Linked DNA regions of Mus musculus: region 2 is linked to region 1. Evidence: chromatin contacts called from ENCODE Hi-C data. All regions are on one chromosome and are shown on one strand. The core of a region is the stretch at or near the end of the contact, and the rest is flanking DNA. Distances in the headings are between cores, read along the strand shown.

Region 1 (3,233 bases), core at 491-2,990:
TATCCCTAGCACATCCCTAGGACAGTGCTCGACCAGACCCAGGGAAAGTGTCTTTCATCTGCACAGTGCAGTGAGGTCGCTAGAAGACTAACAGTGGGACTGTTCTGAAATCATAATTGTAGTTAAGGAGCCATGTGTTGCTGGTGGGCAGTTTGGTGGTTCTATGGCAACATCAACAATGCAAATGGGGAAAGCAAACTAAGGACCCCAGGAAGTTGCAGTGTAAAGGCTGGGACAGACAGGTGAATCATTGAGATAGTAGCTGGAAGTCACCACTTTTGAGAGAAATTAACCAGGTGGTACTGGCATTCCTTCTAGGCACCACCCCACAGTTCCCTGCAACAAACAGGTATGCCTGACTCACTATAAAAGGGGCTACTTGCCCCTTCCTCATTCTCTTCTCTTGCTCCCTTCCTCTTCTGTCCCTTTTCTTCCGGATCCCCGCCCCCCCCCCCCAAACCAACTCCAAATGTTCATGGCTGGCCTCTACTCTGTCTTTCTGTCTCTACTATCCCCTCAACTCTCCTCCCCATGTCCTAAATAAGCTATTTCCATATTATACTGTTCTGTGGCTGGTACCTCAGGGGGAGGGGATGCCTCAGTTCAGGATGGGCCCTCAGAGGCACCCCTTTCCCCCACAACATACTGCACCTCCACCAAACATATCCCTGGCTTCTTTTTCTTTTCTTTTCTTTTTTTATATAAAACATAACAGGTGGGATCCCTAGACAAGCAATCCTGGCAAACAAAAGGTCACAGAGGGCAGGGGGTAACATTCATAGAACCTTAAAAATACTAGTCTATCAGCACAAGAGACTAGGTACTAAGGAAAACAGACTTTTCAAAAAATACTGAGGTTCCCACACAGGACCTACCGAGTACACTTAAACTCTTCTCTACGAAACCTGGGCACTCCTATAGGCTATAAATTCATTTAACTGCTAACTAGATGGCAGTTAAGATTAAGATAAGCTAGAGGAGAATCAGGTGGGTGTCCAGGTGAACCAGGAGAGTGGGGTGGGACTGGTCCGCAGGGTAATTAACAAACCTGGCTCCAAAGCAGAAATGGACTTTTTCATTTGCTGCAAATTCCTAAGAGCTCTCCTTTGAAAGCCCACTTTCCGGGTTTCCAACTAGGGCTTCAGAACTTTTCAATCAAGTAACCAGAGGACTTCATCTTGCCCTAATCAAAACCTGCGAGACTCAGAAAATTCCAGGTTTTGCTTTCTTTCCCTCTCCATGAAAAGAATTCCACCCTCACGCCCTCCCCAGAGCGTGTTAGGAAACAACCCCTGCCATCCTTAAGAATTACAGTTCTTTATTCTTGGCTTCTTTGCTACTAGGAAGTTTCATGCAGGAGGGAGAGGGAGTGAGACGGGGAAGTTCCTAAACATACCCAGTGAAAGGCAAACAAACAAAACCCCATACGCCCAGTGGCTTCAAGTCTTTTGCAAGCCGGGGCGCCAAGCTGGCGTTGGAAAGCTCGAGAAAGATCTGCTCCACAAGAAGGCTCCCGGTGCAAAGGCAGACAGCCCAAGAAAAAAAACCCTCCCGCCCCGCACCTACAACCCTCCGCGCCGCCTTTTCACGGGTCGCGTCACGTCACTTCCGGGGCGGGCCCGCAAGCGGGGCGGGGCGGTGTCCGCGCAGGCTCGTGGGGCTGCAGCCTCCGAGCCGAGCGCTTGACTATATATGGTCAAAGCTGGGGGCGAGCCGCGCCGGGGCCGCGCTTCCGGGTTGGGTTGTCCGCAGCGGTAGCGCGCGGGGCAGGCGCGTACGGGTCTCGGAGCCGGGTCTCGGACCGCCCCCTCCGCGCCCGGCACGCCCGGCGCCGCCTTCCGCGCTGTCCCTGGGCTCGGCCACTGCGAGGTTCCACTCGAGCGCAGCGCCGTAACAAGTGGGCGAGGATGCCGTACGAGATCAGTGAGTGCGTGGGCCTCCGCGCGCGGCCGCCGGCTTCTGGGGTCGGGTGCAGGCGGGAGGGCGCGGCCGGGGTCTTGCACGGCCGCGGGGGTGCGGGCCGGGGACCCCGGAGTGGGCGTTGTGGACTGGGCCGGCCGAGCTGCGGGAGGGACCCCGGGGCCTGACCGCCGCCGCCCGGGAAGTCCGCCGGTCGTGCCCGCAGGCGGCAACAGGTGACCGGCTCGGGACCCCCAGCGCTGACTGACTGCAACTCCCTGGGTCCCGCGAGGCCGGGATTGCCCCTCATGCACCGTGCCGGGTTTGTATCTCCCCAGAGAAGGTGTTCGCCAGCCTCCCCCAGGTGGAGCGGGGCGTCTCTAAGATCCTCGGTGGAGACCCCAAGGGCGATCATTTCCTCTACACCAATGGCAAGTGCGTCATCCTAAGAAACATCGATGTGAGTACTCTTGTGCCCGGCGGGGCCTGCTTCCGTCCCTACCCTGCGAGCTACCTTCAGAGTCGGGAAATTCTTGCCCTTCCGCCCCCTCACCTCCCAGTCAGTTGGCCTGGGGAGAGGGGAGCCACGCCCCTTCTGCCCAGGAGCCACACCTTGGAGGCTCAGTGGACTGGACTGGACTGGTGGTGGTGTCATCCACCTCTACCCCCACAGCCCCGTAGACTGGCAAACTAAGACTTGGGTCTCTTCAGTCCTTAGAGCCAAGGGCTTTGAGTCTGCTGCTGCTTGATCATGGGGTGGCTGTTGATTGGCCCTTCCTGAGCCCAGTTTCCGCATTGGGGAAATGGAGATAGGGAAATGATCCTCCACTTCCCCTGGCTGCCTTGGCTGGCTGAATGAGCTGGTCAGCTGTCCTAATGCTGTCTGTACCTGGCATAAATGGAGCACTTGGTAAATGGCCCTTGTGCTTAATCATCCTAATACCCTGGGCTTCCTGGTATGCTAGAGCCCAGGCCTACACACCCTGTCCTCTGAATGCCAACTGTTACAGACTTGAGTCTCTGAGAGGAAACAGGAACTAGTGAATTCCTCTGGATGGTTCTCTGAAAATGACCTGCTGTCCCCAGAGCAGCAGCTTTTTGGGAGGCCCTTGCAAATTCATGTTTTTTTCCTCTGGTTGTTGAAATGAGTCAGTCTGCTGGGCCTCCTCTCCATTTCCAGGATGTGGCTCAAATCTTGTCTCTCCCGTGCTCAGGCCTGAGGAATGGTGTAGGGTAGAAGCTGAAGGCTGGACTTAGGGCTATGCTTGGCAAAGGGCTGCTAGAGGGGTGGAGGGTTTGATTGACTCTTCCACCAAGGCTGTCACCTTCAGCTC
Region 2 (3,233 bases), core at 444-2,943, 3.1 Mb before region 1:
ATTCCTTGGTTTGTGGCTCCATCACTGCCATCTCTGTTTTCATGGTTATATTGCTCTCTCTCTCTGTCTCTCTCTGTCTCTCTGTCTGAGCCAACTCAGATTCCATTTCTTCCTTATAAGGATATATGTGAATGAATTGAAGTCTTACTAGATAGTCTTCTTGTTACTAGATCTGTAATCACATCTGGAAATTACATCTTTTACACAGGCTACTATTCGCTAAGGAGACCTTGATATCTTTACGTGATGTAGTCTACTACTACACCCTTCAGACTAAGTCCCATAGGTTTGTTCTCTTCTATGTCCTCAATGCTCAGAAGTGTTGTGAAGAAAGCAACGATCACTGATACTTGAAAGATTAAGCATTGTTGAGTCACCTTAAACATCTTTAGTGTGGGGAGATTTGGTTTGATCTGAGAAGTCATACATGGTAGAGCAATGGTATTAGGATGTAGTTAGTTGGAATTTGCAGTGAGAAACTATGAGAGATTATTCTAAGGACTAGATGTTACCCATCTATAGTTTAGGTGTTTCATGAATGAACACACTCCTTGAATGTGCAGGTATTAAAATAGTTTGTAATAATCCCGAAAAGCTATGTTAAAACCAGTGTTGTATTTGCAAAGATCCCTGATTTCATAAAATGCCTGGGATTCTTCTCACAACTTTTTGTTTACTCTTTGCAGGGGTCTACTACCTGGTCCTGTTATGAATGCTGTACCTGAGAATCCAATGACATTTTTGTATTTTGTGTTTTACTTCTATTTTCCTTTAGATTGTTTCTTGGAAATGTTCAAGTCTTATACACAAGATCTTTCCCCTTTTTACTTTACAAACAATGGCTTTAAATATTTAAACTCTCATTTAAATGCTCTTAGCTTGTCACAGATATTTAAAATACTGTTGTTACACACAACTGGTTTCATTTTATATAGCAGCATCATTCTCTGGAACTTCATACACAACAATTTTCCTCCAGCAAACTACACTTGTGAGATCCTGAAGGTAACACAGGCAAAGGAGGCCCTGATCCTACTATGGAAGGTTGTTTTAACGACACGGGAACCCCAGGGCTCCAGGGCCACTCTGAGGCTTGCAGAGGTAAAGACTATGATGGTTCACTCAGTTCTGTCTTACTAATGAAATTAGAGTCTGGGTCTTTAGAACGCGAAGAGTTAAAGAGGGTAAAAGGAGCCAGCACTAGAGCCCCAGGTCACTCTAAATGTCTCCCCCTCAGCTGTGGCCTTAGCAGTTTCCAGCAGCTCCACTAGCATACCAACCTCCTGGTGGGTGCTCACCTTCACCGACAGGAAGGATCCTGTGCACGCGCAGCCCGAAGCGTCCCCGGCTGCCCAGAAACAGACCCCGCCCCCGCGCCTCTTTCAGGCTCCAGGCTTCCATGGCAACAAAACCTCACCATGTCCCCGCCCCCTTGGACTAAATCAATCATGTGAGTTATGTTCTCAGACCTCATGAAAACAAGAAAGAAGGACAGGGCACCCGAGAGCTACTCTTCTCTAATGTGGTTTCACTTCACTGTAAAAAAAAAAAAACTTGCTTTTGTCTCCTAGCCAATGTTCCCCACGAGCAAACCGGGACGCCCGGTCTGCGTCTACGTACTCCCCCATTGCAGTGTGATGGTTGGAGCGGGGACGGGACGTCTTTTGAGTGACGCTAGGGGCGGGGCTTTCCGGGGGGCGGAGCCCTGCTGGGGGAGGGGAGGAGGGCAAGATGGCGGCCGGTGAGTGATTCTCCCTGGCTTCCTTCAGGGCGGAGGAGACGCCGGGGCGGGGGACCCGCTCGTGCAGCCCGCCGGCCTCCTCACCCCCGCCCCCGGAGGCCTCCTCTTTCCCGTCCTCCACCTCGGGGGCAGGCCAGCATCCTCGGACACCATGTCAGACTCTGAGGAGGAGAGCCAGGACCGGCAACTGAAAATCGTCGTGCTGGGGGACGGCACCTCGGGGAAGGTCAGTCCTCCAGCGGACCCGGCTCCCTGGGTTGCAGAAAGCGTGGTCCGGGTCGGGCGTGTCGGGCCCTCGGGGAGCGGAGCGCTGTCCAGCACTGCGTCCTCCCCAGCCTTGGCCTGGCTCGCCTCAGGCCGCGGCCTTGCTCGCGCCTGCGCCCTGTGCGCGTGCCCGCCGCCCGCCCGCCAGCCGGCCCGCGGGACCAGGCCAGCTCCTGGGGTGGGGGCCACCACCCGGACCCACACGAATGGCGACGATGCACTCTGGCCGAGGGCCCTCCCCACACGCTAGCTGCCTCTTGAGTGTCCTCTCTCACTTTAGTTCCATTCTTAGCACCCGTCCGTGCAAGGGTTCATTCAATAGGTATTTCTTGAGCTCCCGTGCTGGGCAGGAGGATGTCGGGGGACACAGGGACTTTAAAGCCTAGCCTTCTGCGACCGTTGGTTGCTGGGATGAATGGGCGCGTGCAGGAGAGGACCCGCAGGCAGTTAGTCCCCTGCCTCCTAGGTCCAAGTTCTCGACCCGAAGTTGTGAACTGACATGGGATAAACATTGCCTCGGTGCCTGGTACTTGCTCTAGGGAGAGGGTCCCTAGCGTCTCCGAGCGACTGCGGGTTAACCTTCCCACTAAAGCCATGCCGGCTTCTCCGGGCGCCCTCACACCTGTCGCAGCACTCCTGGGGAAGGTAGCTTAAGTTCCTCTTCCTCTGCCCCTGCCAGCGTCCCGTCTTCTCCCGCCTCTGGGACTGCGCTGGAGTTGGACCTGGTTTCTGTGGTGACAGCTTTTGCATCATTCCCGGAAGGAAGCTTTGCACACGCTTTCGTGCTTTGGTTCTGAAATTTGGGCTCCAAGGGCCGCTACACACGGTTTCATTCTAATTGCAAAAATTGGAGTCTTCTGTTATTCCATTCCTTGGGTTCCCAGGATACTTGCCCGTAGAGCACTGTCCCGAAGAAAACAGTCTAATGTGATGCTATTTTTTTTTTTTTTTGAGCAAAGAACAGAGCTTGGCTGCTTCTGTTTAGGAAGTGCACTTAAACGTTTCGAAGAAGCAAATTGTTGTACATCAGCATTATTTCTAAACTTTAATTCAACAAAAGCTAGAATATTTTTATAGGTTTCATTACTTAGATTTTCTTTTTAGCCACACATTGTGTTTTTGTTTCATATATTCATTTGCATTCAGTGAACAACTGAACTTGCTTTCCATTTAAAACCATGACACTTCAATACTATTATCTAAAAGACCTCCAGATTGCCTATTAAGT

The links. Hi-C counts contacts between places; a loop is a spot of excess contacts on that map.
Region 2: a map of heart shows a loop between it and region 1 (10-fold over the local background). The contact joins the promoter of Rab28 here to the promoter of Wdr1 in region 1. A Hi-C loop is called at or near these places in 2 of 37 maps with a recorded cell type or tissue (heart and left cerebral cortex).

Annotation. Positions count from the first base shown.
Region 1 is chr5:38,560,206-38,563,438 of GRCm38, reverse strand. It overlaps Wdr1 (WD repeat domain 1), which reads left to right and starts at 1,740. Exons shown (of 15, transcript NM_011715.3): 1 at 1,740-1,923; 2 at 2,238-2,359. The coding sequence starts at 1,908.
Region 2 is chr5:41,706,639-41,709,871 of GRCm38, reverse strand. Rab28 (RAB28, member RAS oncogene family) reads left to right here and starts at 1,693. Exons shown (of 7, transcript NM_027295.3): 1 at 1,693-1,967. The coding sequence starts at 1,893.